Linked DNA regions of Homo sapiens: all the other regions are linked to region 2. The links are chromatin contacts, found by Hi-C or POLR2A ChIA-PET in ENCODE. All regions are on one chromosome and are shown on one strand. The core of a region is the stretch at or near the end of the contact, and the rest is flanking DNA. Distances in the headings are between cores, read along the strand shown.

Region 1 (4,066 bases), core at 1,385-3,884, 190 kb before region 2:
TCATTGTACGAAACTTCATACTTACTTTTTGATAGCCACTTTTTAATAAACTGTGGTCATAAGCTATGTGGCAGTGCAGGTCCGGAGCACACAAAAGGTCTTGTGTTTCCTAGCAGGGCACTGAGGAGACTCCACCAGAGAAACTGACATTTCCCCTCCAAGACAACAGGATGTTCTGGATTTTATTCATAGCTTTTTCTATTTCTTTCATGCTGCACATCCCCACAGCTTCCATCTAATAGCCCACTCCTAGTTAATGAGTGACTTTGTTGAAGCCCCTGTGGAGCATGCACTCTCTCCAGAAGGAGGTTGTTGTGATGGAAAAATGCAACCTATCTCCAGTTGACGATGTCAAGGCTAAGAGTCCTTTCCCTTCTTCTCCTGCCAGGGGCACGGTGGCGCACAAGATCATGCAGAAGTACGGCTTCCGGGAGGGCCAGGGTCTGGGGAAGCATGAGCAGGGCCTGAGCACTGCCTTGTCAGTGGAGAAGACCAGCAAGCGTGGCGGCAAGATCATCGTGGGCGACGCCACAGAGAAAGGTGTGTCCCCAGGGAAGCGTGTGACTAGAGGGAAAGGACTGGCCCCATCCATATCAGACATGGCCAGTCTTGATCCTCATGTGTCAGCAGGGGGACAATGAGGCGTGTGGCCAGAGGGAGAGGGCTGGCCCTGCCATCACTAGAACACAGGCCGTCCTGTTCATATGATGCACTGCCACTTCCGTTTTGTGAAACCAGGAATCCTGAGGCTCATCTTTATTTTTTCAGAACAGACGTAGAGAGATGAAGGCTTGTGGAGGAAAAGATGGTGAGAGACTTGGGCAGAAAATGAGTAGTCCTCAGGAAGAAATCTTGGTTATGTGTTTAGAGCATGAAGGACAGAGCCATATAGTGTGGCAGTGAATATACCTGCTATCTCCATCTCAGAGGTCGTCTCTACTTTTCCCTTTTGCCCTTTCAGTATAGATGTGATTTCTGATTCTCTTACAGATTGTTTGCTTTGCGAGATCTGATGTTATGTTGCAGTCTCTTGGTAAATGATGCCTAGTTGGTGTTTTATTTTCATTTAATTTTTACAGTCTGTTCTGTGTTGAGGGAATTCAGGAAAGAGACAAACATATGTTAGCATTTTAATCAGGGAATTAAGTTTGAGTCAGCCTAGCTGAACTTCCTTTGCTAAAGAAAGAAGAAAACTTTTCTGGCAGCCCCGTTCATGCACAGCTTAGGATACATCACGAGCCTGACAGGTGAGTGCCAGAAACCAACAGTTGTCCCGACTTGTGAGGTTATCTGAAGTAAGGCAGCCGGTGGCTGGATTAGTAACTGCATATTCCCCTGGGCCCGTGACCTTGAACGTTTGCTCCAAGTCAACTCACCTATAGGAATTATCACTCACATGCCCTGTCAGCCCTTTGGGAAGTGAGATGAGCAAAAATTGCAAGTAATGGTGGAGGCTCAAAACATCCAGATGCTATTGTAAAAACATGCCAAAGCAAAGCAGAGGCTTTTATTGCAGATAAGGCTGTGTTTTCGCTCAGAGACCAATTGTGTAGATGCCTAGGACATAAATGGTGGGGATCGCTATTGAAATTAAATTAATTATTGTAAGTAGGACTCAGTTCTGTAACACATCTAATGATATGCTGCTCAGTTCTGTAACACATCTAATGGTATGTTTTGATACAGATGCATCCAAGAAGTCAGATTCAAATCCGCTGACTGAAATACTTAAGTGTCCTACTAAAGTGGTCTTACTAAGGGTAAGAAGCTGAGGAAAGCAAGCTCTCTGCCTGCCTAGATTTGTGTGTGTCACCCCAGCCTACCCTGCTCCCCCTAAAAGTTAAAACTGAAAATGATACTTTTGCAAATAATACTTTGGGCAGATCCCACGTAAGGCTGATTTTAGATTTTTCACTAATGTGTAAGTCTCTTTGCTAAGTACAGTGTTTAAGACTGCAGTGAGTAATTAAATATTTGAAATTGCTAGAGCTTCAGATAGTTTATACATTTTGGTGCTTGCATAGATGCTTTTGTAACTCTTTACAGGCTTAATATATGTTTTAGTGTTTTAAGAAATACTAACTTTTGGGTACTTTGGGGATGAAATTTTTCATTATGTCGTTTGGGATTGAGAACATTTACCATCACTAAGTCATATTTATATACCTCTGCTAGGTGTTTGTAAGTTATACTTGGTACTTGAATTTGTTTATTTTTGTGTTTAAAGAACATGGTTGGTGCGGGAGAGGTGGATGAAGACTTGGAAGTTGAAACCAAGGAAGAATGTGAAAAATATGGCAAAGTTGGAAAATGTGTGATATTTGAAGTAAGAGTGTTTTCTTTTGATGTTTATAACACAAGTTGTAATTGGCACATTACAAAACATTTTCTACAAACAGGACAGGGTATGCTATAAGTAACATTCTTACTGCAGAAGGTGACAGGCGTTGGTTATTTGTACTTCTCTTGCTCAATTATTACAGTTTTAAACATAAAGACAATGATTTCAAGTTTTATTTGATGAAGAAACAGGAATGCTTCATGATTGAGGATCAGTATGATGACTGAAGACCTTGATTCTAGCGTGCTCAGTAGTTTAGTTCCTTAGACATGCCTTTGGTTTCAGTCATTTGGTGAGTATTTAGTGCCTCTCACATGCACTGCACTGTGCGGAGAGCACTTGGATTACAGGAAGCATGCTCTGTACTCTCAGTGGTGTGTTCAGTTGAAGAAACACATAAAATAACTGAAAGATATTCAGTTACTAGACTAGGTAGTATTGACTAAGTTCAGGAGTTGAGAAAAGGATTAGATCAGTGAAAAAATAGACTGCCTTGTGAGCAATAGCAGATATGGGCTGCGCTTTGAAACGAACAGGTGGGATTTGCAGGGAAGGGTATTCTGATTGGGATAATGGCTCGTAGGAGACAGTGAAGATCAGGACTACCAAAATGGAATGGATGGGCCTGTTGGGGATTAGCAGAAGTGCTTAGGTGGGTGGAATTACAGAGGGCTAGGAAAGCTAGACAGAGCTAGTCAAAATGAGACCTGATGTGAAAGGCCACTAGGGCACCAGCCTTTTTAATCTGAAAGCTCTGCTTCCTCTGTTTCTTTATCCTGTTGCTGTTTGTTGACCACATAATTATTTGTTTACGTCATCAGCTGGCACAGGGCCTTTATGAGGTCAGAGACTGCCTAGCCCTGTGTTCCTGGCACCTAACAATGCCTGTCATAAAAACAGGCATTCAGTACGTTTTTGATGATGAACAAATTATACTTATTTCCTTGGTATTTGACAACTACTTGACTGTATATGATGATAATTAGAATATCCACTCTGAGAAATCATTTAAAAGAGAAAACTCATTCAATGCAATCTCAAATGCCTTTACTCATCACGCTCTCATTTTCTTCCAGATTCCTGGTGCCCCTGATGATGAAGCAGTACGGATATTTTTAGAATTTGAGAGAGTTGAATCAGCAATTAAAGGTTAGTGGTACAGCTAAATATTAAAGAATAAAAAAGTTGAATTTACAGCCTTAATCTTTACAAGTAAAGTTACTGTTTAATTAAAGTTAAACCTTTATCTTATAGGATACCTGTATTAACTGTCTTTTGTTTGCCTTTCAGCGGTTGTTGACTTGAATGGGAGGTATTTTGGTGGACGGGTGGTAAAAGCATGTTTCTACAATTTGGACAAATTCAGGGTCTTGGATTTGGCAGAACAAGTTTGATTTTAAGAACTAGAGCACGAGTCATCTCCGGTGATCCTTAAATGAACTGCAGGCTGAGAAAAGAAGGAAAAAGGTCACAGCCTCCATGGCTGTTGCATACCAAGACTCTTGGAAGGACTTCTAAGATATATGTTGATTGATCCCTTTTTTATTTTGTGGTTTTTTAATATAGTATAAAAATCCTTTTAAAAAAACAACAATCTGTGTGCCTCTCTGGTTGTTTCTCTTTTTTATTATTACTCCTGAGTTGATGACATTTTTTGTTAGATTTCATGGTAATTCTCAAGTGCTTCAATGATGCAGCATTTCTTGCACTAAAAAAAAAAAAAAA
Region 2 (4,120 bases), core at 1,543-4,042:
AAGTGATCGAGGATACTTTTGAGTAGGCTGACCTTTCCTTCTCTCCATATCCCAGAAGGGTCCTCTTTCCTATCTGTGGGTATTTCTACCTCTGCTCCACACATCTCTAGTCTTGTATAACACCTTGGCTTACAGGTGTTCCTAAAGACCCGTCTCTCTTCTGCTGATGACTTCCTGGGGGTATCAGTCTGTTCATCTGTCAAGAATGTGGATGAACAAACATATACATTACACTTCCAGACTGAAGAGGCTCTTAATAATTGGGCTGGAACCATAAGTCACTATGTTCTATTTAGGTATGGAACTTACCAGAACAGAAAGAAGGGGGGAGGAAGGAGACTTCTTGGCTAGCAGTCTGTTTATCTTATAAATCAGTCTGATCTCTTGAGCAAAAGTTAAAGGGAAAAAGTGGAGGAGACACTGTGACCTGGCCTAGGAAGTCTAGGTTTAAGCCAAGCCAAACACACTTCTCCTCTGTCTCAGCTCTGTGAGCTGTGAGTTCTGCTTCTCCTAGGGTAACCTCGGATTACCCTAGGTTACCTTGGCCAATGCCCGTGGAAACTGGCTCAAGAAAGGGAAGTAGGAGAATGGCAGAGTCCAGAGTCCACTTATTCTATGGTTCAGGGCACTTTTTTTTTTTTTTTCTTTTTTTGAGACAAGGTCTTGCTCTTTGCCCAGGAATTCAGTGGTGTGATCATAGCTCATTACAGCCTTCTACTCCTGGGGTCAAGAGATCCTCTCATCTCAGCCTCCCTAGTAGCGAGGACTATAGGCACACTTCCTGGATAATTTTTAAATATTTTTCAGAGATGGGGTCTTGCTATGTTGCCCTGGCTAGTGTTGAACTTCTGGCCTCAAGCAATCCTCCTGCCTCGGCCTCCCAAAATGTTGGGATTACAGGTGTGAGCCACTGCACTTGGCCTTGTTCAGTGCATTTTCAGGGCATCCTGAAAGGCCAGGCCTGGATCTTGGGCAGCTGTTCAGGAGCATTCCAGCTGTGAATGGTCCTGAATGTCTTCCTGGCCTTCCAGATGGATCTCTAACGCACCCCAACGCAGGTGCTCCCTGAAGACATACCGGATCTGTTGGTGCGGAAAAAGAATGCAGCATTTGGTGGCTTATAGTGCTGTGCCAACTATTGCTTAGGTAATTTATATGACATCTTATTTTCTCCACCTGATTCTAAGCTCCTTGAGGACACGTCTGGTTCATCTCTGTTGGCTGCATAGCCTAAAACCCATGCTGGTGCATCCTGATTTCATTTCCTTCTCGGATGTAATGAAAGCACTCAAATGATATTGATTGCCTCCTCTTTAGGTTGACAAATAAAACCTTTAAATTCTGTTTTTCCTGGTGTTTCCTTTGTAGGATTGGAAACGATGGTCTTGATAGCGCTGTGGTTAGCAAAGCATTAATGGCTCACTCTCCTAGGGGAGACACGTCAGTTGATACCATGCACTCTGCATGCAATTTTCAGAAATGGTGTTTGCTTTTTTCAACGTTGGTTGTGTTGCTGCTCTAGACGAACCAGCTTCTATTCCTGTCTTTACTCAGAGGTAGGTAGGATTCTTCCCCAGGCACCTACAGACCTGACTAGGATTTACAGGCAGGGGTGAGTCAGCTGACCCAGGAGGGTGGCATCCCATAGTTAGGACAGAGAGAGACTCACTGGCACGTGCTGGGTCCCTGCGTTGTCCTAACGTGCCTCCTTGCAGGTAGCATGGCTGAGTCAGTGTGCCGTGAGTCACAGGCTGCGGGAGGTGAACTTGAGCCTCACTCCGGCATTGATCTTTCGCAGGGATATATTGTTAGTTCCCGTCTGTTAAGACCGATAAAGGGTAATAATTTACTGGCCTCAAGTTTGTCTTCTCTTTGATTTCACCAAATCTTCTCCTTATACAGGAATTGCTTGACCTTGACTTTTCAGGAATTTACCCAATTTTATACTCTTGGCGTCTCCTGGGCTTAGAACCCCTTACCTCCAACCTTGCTCCCTGGCTAACTTCTACCCTTCCTTCAAAGCTCAGCAGAGATGGCACCCCCTTTCTGAAACAGTCCCCAGTTCCTGGGAAGAGTGAAGGCCTGAAGCTGTGTTGAGGGTGGCACTTAGCCCCTGGTTTGGAGCTCCATGTTTCCTTCACTGTCTGCTGAACATTTTAAGGCGTCGATTTGGACTTTCCTAGGCTTGCATTCCCAGAGCCTAGTGCAGTGCCTGTTCAGAAGACTTTTTTTTTTTTTTTTTTTTTTTTTTTTAGTGAAGAGGGAGGAATGTTAAGCCTCACCAAGTCTGATTATGCTAAGATCACTTAAATTTTTTCTGCCTTTTCAGAATACCCATTGTAGTTAGGGTTAGTACCCATGGTTTGGCACTTACTGGTTCTGTGGTTGTTGGGTGCCTTGTTTGTCTCTTCGGGCGAGATGCGAGTCACTCCAGGGCAGCATCTGTTCCTCATATTCCTCTCACATTCTTTAAAGCCTCCCTGTGTGCACTCAAGCCACACAATGAACCTTCCTGCCTTTGCCCACAAGGCTGAGAACTCTTCAAAGTGAGACTGTGTCTTACGCATTTTCACTTCCTCCATCATTTGACACAGGACCTGGCACGTAACAGATGTTTAATAAATACTTGTATTTATTGAATAGGAATAGGTAGTAGATTCTAGAGACATAGTGAGCTCAGCTCAAGTTCAGTTGCATCAGGGAAGGCTCCCCCATGCCCCCGGCAGCTCCCTCTCTCTGTGCCTATGCAACCTTTAGCAGCATGAGCTGCCTTGAAAAGTCAAAGCCAGCTTTTCCAGAAAGCAACTCAGCAACTCTCTCCTGGGGCCAGAACTGCTCCGAAACGGGAACAGCTGTGTATATTCTTTGATCGTTAGCAGGAAACGATGTGTCGTGTCTCAAAGCACCTTTTCATGCTGCTTTCTTATTAACTCCACCCAGAAGCCCTTGCCTTAGCAAAGCCAGTCTCGCGAGGCACCGTGGAAGTCCAGAGTTGAGTGCAGCTGGGTTTGATTCATTCCTGGGCTTGATTTCTGGAATCCTCCTAGATTCCTTCCTGGGTTTGAGTTCTGGAAGCCTTGGTTTCTTGAGGCGATTATGCTGTAGGTACTAGAGAGAAGCTACTGCCTTTGAGAGAAGGGTAATTACGCAGGATTTGAAAGGAGACAGGAAGCTGTGGGTGCCAGAAATAGAGGAATCTTGTTCTTTTATTTTTGGCAACATCCAGCAAGGTGGGAGGACACCTGAGGGGAGTGCCTTTCTGGTGCACCATGGAGGCTGGTCCGTAACAGTGGAAGCTGCCATCTTGCAGAAGATTCCTCTGCCCAAGCTTGGCATGGCCAGACTTCGTGGGCCATGTGAACATGAGATGATATCTTGCTCTGTGTGCCTTCCTATAATTTGGGGGGAGATGTTGACTAGGAGGAGGCATCCACCATTGGGCTTTTCATTATCTCAATGGAATGGTGACTTGGAATTGACTTTGACTCAAGGAAATAAAGTAAGATGAGGATTTACACATACCTAGATTAGGAAACTAACCTTTATACCTAGTACATATGTACACCTGTAAGGCATCTGGTACAGTCCCTGGGTGCTTCAGGGACTTCATAAAGGTGCATTTCCTTCACCCTTACTTATAAATAATGGTCGATGCATATTCTTAGATCATTTGAGATACATCCTTAAAAACTGTTGAGCATTGATCAAAATTTGTTTTGGAAATAAACTTGTTTTTAGTGCCCCAGAGAAGCACATTGTTTCCTAAAGTGAAGAATCCTCATTGAAGATGAATTGTGCTAATCTGGATTTTCAGGTTTTTTACTTACTGCAATAACAGATAGATTGAGGAAAGTACCCTTTTATTTTCTCTGGAAAGCACTGATGGATGTAACTGATGACAACTTGACCCAGTAGGGCAGTTCGTCTGCCCTCAAGAGCAGCTCAGCTCAAAGGGCGGTGTGGGGATCGCCAAGTGTGATGGAGGCAAGTCCCAGGTGAAAGGGAGCTCTAATTCATCAGGATTCCTCTATCTTTATAAGAGAAGCTAATTTCAAATCACTTCCTTCGTTATGACTAAATTTCAGGAAATGAGGATCACATTATTCCAGTGCAGAGAACT
Region 3 (3,738 bases), core at 1,103-3,602, 170 kb after region 2:
CGTTCCACTGTACTCCAATCTGGGCGACAGAGTGAGACTCCTTCTCAAAACAAACAAACAAACACAACAATGACAACAACAACAACAAAAAACAAAAGAGGGATAGTAGATTCACAGAAGGCATGCACTTTCCTGAGGCACTCTCTTGAAGGAGATGTCAAATGCTCATGTCTTCTGGGAAGCTGGTGACAATACTTTTGGGACTTTGTGAGAATGGCTGACAAAGGAATGGGCAGATAATATGGGCCATGAGCCTGGAAGAATATTACAGAGTCACATCAAGATGAGAACAGATCTGTGAGCTTAAAAAGTGGGCGTGTAGGGGCCGGGCGCGGTGGCTCACGCCCGTAATCCTAGCACTCTGGGAGGCCGAGGTGGGTGTATCACAAGGTCAGGAGATTGAGACTATCCTGGCTAACACGGTGAAACCCCATCTCTACTAAATATACAAAAAATTAGCCAGGCATGGTGGTGGGCGCCTGTAGTCCCAGCTACTTGGGAAGCTGAGGCAGGAGAATGGCGTGAACCCGGGAGGCAGAGCTTGCAGTGAGCCGAGATCGCACCACTGCACTCCAGGCTGGGCGACAGAGCGAGACTCCATCTCAGAAAAAAACAAACAAAAAAAAAGCAGGCATGTAGGAAAGATGCGGCATTTCAGATGCACTGAGTGAGTGTCTTGTTCTTTTAGTCCAAGAATTCCTGAATATGTATTCACTCATTGCCCGTTATTTCCTGTGTATTTGGACGAGAAAACTGTAAGGAAACATTGTGAGTGCAACATTAATTTCCCATAAATTACTGTGTGAAAATAAATAACATTTAAAAGGTGTTAGAATTCCTAAAATGCGTTTTACGCCTTGAGAGAGATGCGACTGTGATCTGAGTCACATATGGTTACAACTTCTGTTTCTCAGATTATAGATTAACTTGCTTCCTTTTTTCTCTTGTTCTGTACAATGACTAGAGAGAATTAAACAATTGTCAGGGACAAACACTTCCTGACTTCTTTTATTCTTTTTTTCTTTTTGAGACGGAGTTTCACTGTTTCGCCCATGCTGGAGTGCAGTGGTGTGGTCTCAGCTCACTGCAACCTCCGCCCCATGGGTTCAAGTGATTATCCTGCCTCAGCCTCCTGAGTAGCTGGGATTATAGGTGCCCACCACCCCGCCTGGCTAATTTTTGTATTTTTAGTGGAGACAGAGTTTCGCCATGTTGGCCAGGCTGGTCTCAAACTCCTGACCCCAAGGTGATCCACCCGCTTCAGCCTCCAAAGTGCTGGGATTACAGGTGTGAGCCACCGTGCCTGGCCGCCTCCTGCCTTTTTAATTAATGAATCTTGTTAAAGATTACCTTTTCCTTTTTTTGTCCTATTTTCCTTAGACCAGATGACAGAAAACCCATGACTATAGCACACTCTGTAAAAGATGTTAAATGTCCCTTTCCCAAAAAGAAACACTGCCTGTAACCAAGTTCCTGGAACTATGCACCAGCCTTGTATGAAAAAATGTAATCCTGCTAAAAATGCCTCTGTCTCTCCCTATGGAAACCCTAAAGTTCCCTCCTTTACAACTCTGACTTCATTCTTTTGGGGTGTTTCCAGGTGGGCCATCCTCAAACTTTGAGTTTGAATAAATGCTCTTTAAATTAGATTCTGGCCTTTTTGATTATTTCAGGTTGACAGCTGTAAATCGACTCATTTTTGTAAATTTGCTATAAAATCTAACATTTGCCAAATCACAGTTTGGTTACATAGCAGGGGAACCTGCAGAATGTCTGAGTGATCCCCAGTTTCTGAAATAACAACGTGTAAGCGTTCTCAGGATCAGAACGCCGCCAGAGGACGTTAAAGAAAAGAGGCTTATCTGTCACTACAGATGGGGGCAGCATGAAAAGTTAATTCTTGTCTTAGTGCAGGGACACGTCTTTGGAAGGATGTGGTTTCCGTGGGTTTTCTTTTCTTTGCTACAATTGTGGTAATTTCCAGGGCTCCTAGCTCAACTGAAAGGTTCATGGATTGCAGCATTTTTGAGAGCTTCAGATGAAGCAGTTTCTGAATAAAATGCTTGAAATTAAAAACTTTCTTAGATGGATTTTGCCTTAAAACTATGGAAATACCAGGATGACATACTTTTTAAAAAGTATCAAGTTCAAGGAGTTTTTCTTTTTAATTTTAAATGATAATAATATCTTGTAGTTAGTATGGTACTTTCTCCAAAAAAGATCCAAACTTCTCTGCAAGTGCTATTATTGTTATTATTATTATTTTTCACGTTATCCTTAGGAAGCAAAAAAGGAGAACCAGTGTCACAAAGAAATGTTAGGTGACTTGTTCAAAGTAACTCACACACTCATGCCCTGAAGCCATAACCGGAAGTAGAGCTTTGTGTGTTCTATGAATAGAAAGTGAAACTCAGTTTTCTTTTTCATAAAAGAAAAATTTCAAAGTGATATTGACCAAGAATGTTCAACTGGTGCATATTGGGAGTGTGGGAGTCAAGGGCAGTGATGTGAATCCAGGAACACTAGCGTTCTGCCTCTTGGCATCACCCTGGGAGGCCTCTCTTCAGAGGCCTGCAAAACCACGGCGGCCTGCCCTCAAATCCAACCTGAGGGAACGACCCAGAGACAGAGCTGTTCCTATAGGATCTAGAGCTACTTAGGTGTGAAATAGTAACACTACTTAAATGTCAGAATACAGATCGGCCTTTCAGAATTCAAAGGAGACACAGAGGAAGGTAGACTTTAGTTCACTTTTAATTTTTAAGGGAAAATTATTTCCTTGAAATTAAAAAGAAATAGCATCCTTACTGTGTTAGATGCATCTTTCCTTTCCAAACAAATTTTAGAAATAAATCCTCTTATTTTTCCACAGTTTTATCAGAGATAGAACACAGAAACTTTGGATACTTGAGTTATTAATCTTTCTTTTACTGCAGCATAACTAAAAAGAGGGAAACTGTTTCAGTGTTTATTTTTCCCTGTGTTTCAAAGTTTTATGGTTAATTATTTTTTTCTAATTGTTTTAAATCTACTTGTAAGTGGATAGTTAAAAGATTTATGACAACTCTTCTTGTAGACAAATTTTATTGTGGATTTTCCTATTTTTTTACTTTTTAAAATGTAAGTAATGGAAACTGTTAAAAATCTAAGTTGGAAATCTAGTAGTGCAAAAGTTGGCTGGCATCCGCACTGAAGGGGGTACTGAGAAGGGATCGTGCAATTTCAAGCCCTGCAGACTTTGTAAGACAGAAAATGTAAATATTAACAACAAAGAAATGTTAGAAAAAAAGTAAAAGAAAGAAGAGCTAGCCCTTCTTTCCTCTTGCCAAGACAGCAGCCTCTCAGAATGCTGATCTACGTTAGACCCTGAGCCAGTAATTTATGCCAGAGCCTGGATGATGTACAAAGTCATTTTGATCTAGCACACAGAAAATTCATTGTGAAGATTCTTTTGATTTGAGCCTCATTCAGATTCAGGTTCAGATTTCATGAATTATCCTGTACATCTATGTCCCCAGACGGTGCCGTCCCATTAGGGCCCCTGGTTTTACAGCTCCCAGCCCCTCTGCCTGTAACTCTTACTCTCTGTCCTGGGCAGGGGTAAAGTGGGTGCCTCAGAGCCCTGTTGATAAACGGCAGAGCTGGGCTTGAACTTCGGAATCCAAGTCCACAGGAATTTTCACATTTTGTAGCTTCCTAAATGGCTTTATCATATTTTCACCCTTCCATAGGTGATAT

The links. Hi-C counts contacts between places; a loop is a spot of excess contacts on that map. ChIA-PET counts read pairs that join two places held with the same protein, here RNA polymerase II (POLR2A). Pooled maps may share reads with other maps.
Region 1: a loop to region 2 is called in a pooled map, with 2.8 times the contacts of the local background. The contact joins two enhancer-like sites. A Hi-C loop is called at or near these places in 7 of 37 single-sample maps with no recorded cell type and 6 of 50 pooled maps. POLR2A ChIA-PET finds 5 or more read pairs at or near these places in 1 of 52 experiments (naive thymus-derived CD4-positive, alpha-beta T cell).
Region 3: a map with no recorded cell type shows a loop between it and region 2 (5-fold over the local background). The contact joins two enhancer-like sites. A Hi-C loop is called at or near these places in 4 of 37 single-sample maps with no recorded cell type and 4 of 50 pooled maps. POLR2A ChIA-PET finds 5 or more read pairs at or near these places in 1 of 52 experiments (WTC11).

What each region holds. Positions count from the first base shown.
Region 1 is chr10:6,111,822-6,115,887 of GRCh38, forward strand. It overlaps RBM17 (RNA binding motif protein 17), which reads left to right. Exons shown (of 12, transcript NM_032905.5): 8 at 389-540; 9 at 1,687-1,760; 10 at 2,228-2,326; 11 at 3,418-3,490; 12 at 3,632-4,066. The coding sequence ends at 3,735. Among named protein-coding and RNA genes, the nearest start is that of RBM17, 25 kb to the left of the region's middle. Within about 2 kb of position 2,635, at least 8 of the 41 ENCODE cell types and tissues checked have a DNase peak (open chromatin) inside an H3K27ac peak, as active enhancers do.
Region 2 is chr10:6,297,744-6,301,863 of GRCh38, forward strand. It overlaps a transcript of PFKFB3 not described here. Among named protein-coding and RNA genes, the nearest start is that of LINC02649, 27 kb to the right of the region's middle. RefSeq lists an enhancer at 1,144-2,343. Within about 2 kb of position 2,793, at least 15 of the 41 ENCODE cell types and tissues checked have a DNase peak (open chromatin) inside an H3K27ac peak, as active enhancers do.
Region 3 is chr10:6,471,704-6,475,441 of GRCh38, forward strand. All of the region lies in intron 12 of PRKCQ (protein kinase C theta), which reads right to left. Among named protein-coding and RNA genes, the nearest start is that of PRKCQ, 110 kb to the right of the region's middle. RefSeq lists an enhancer at 2,297-2,476. Within about 2 kb of position 2,353, at least 7 of the 41 ENCODE cell types and tissues checked have a DNase peak (open chromatin) inside an H3K27ac peak, as active enhancers do.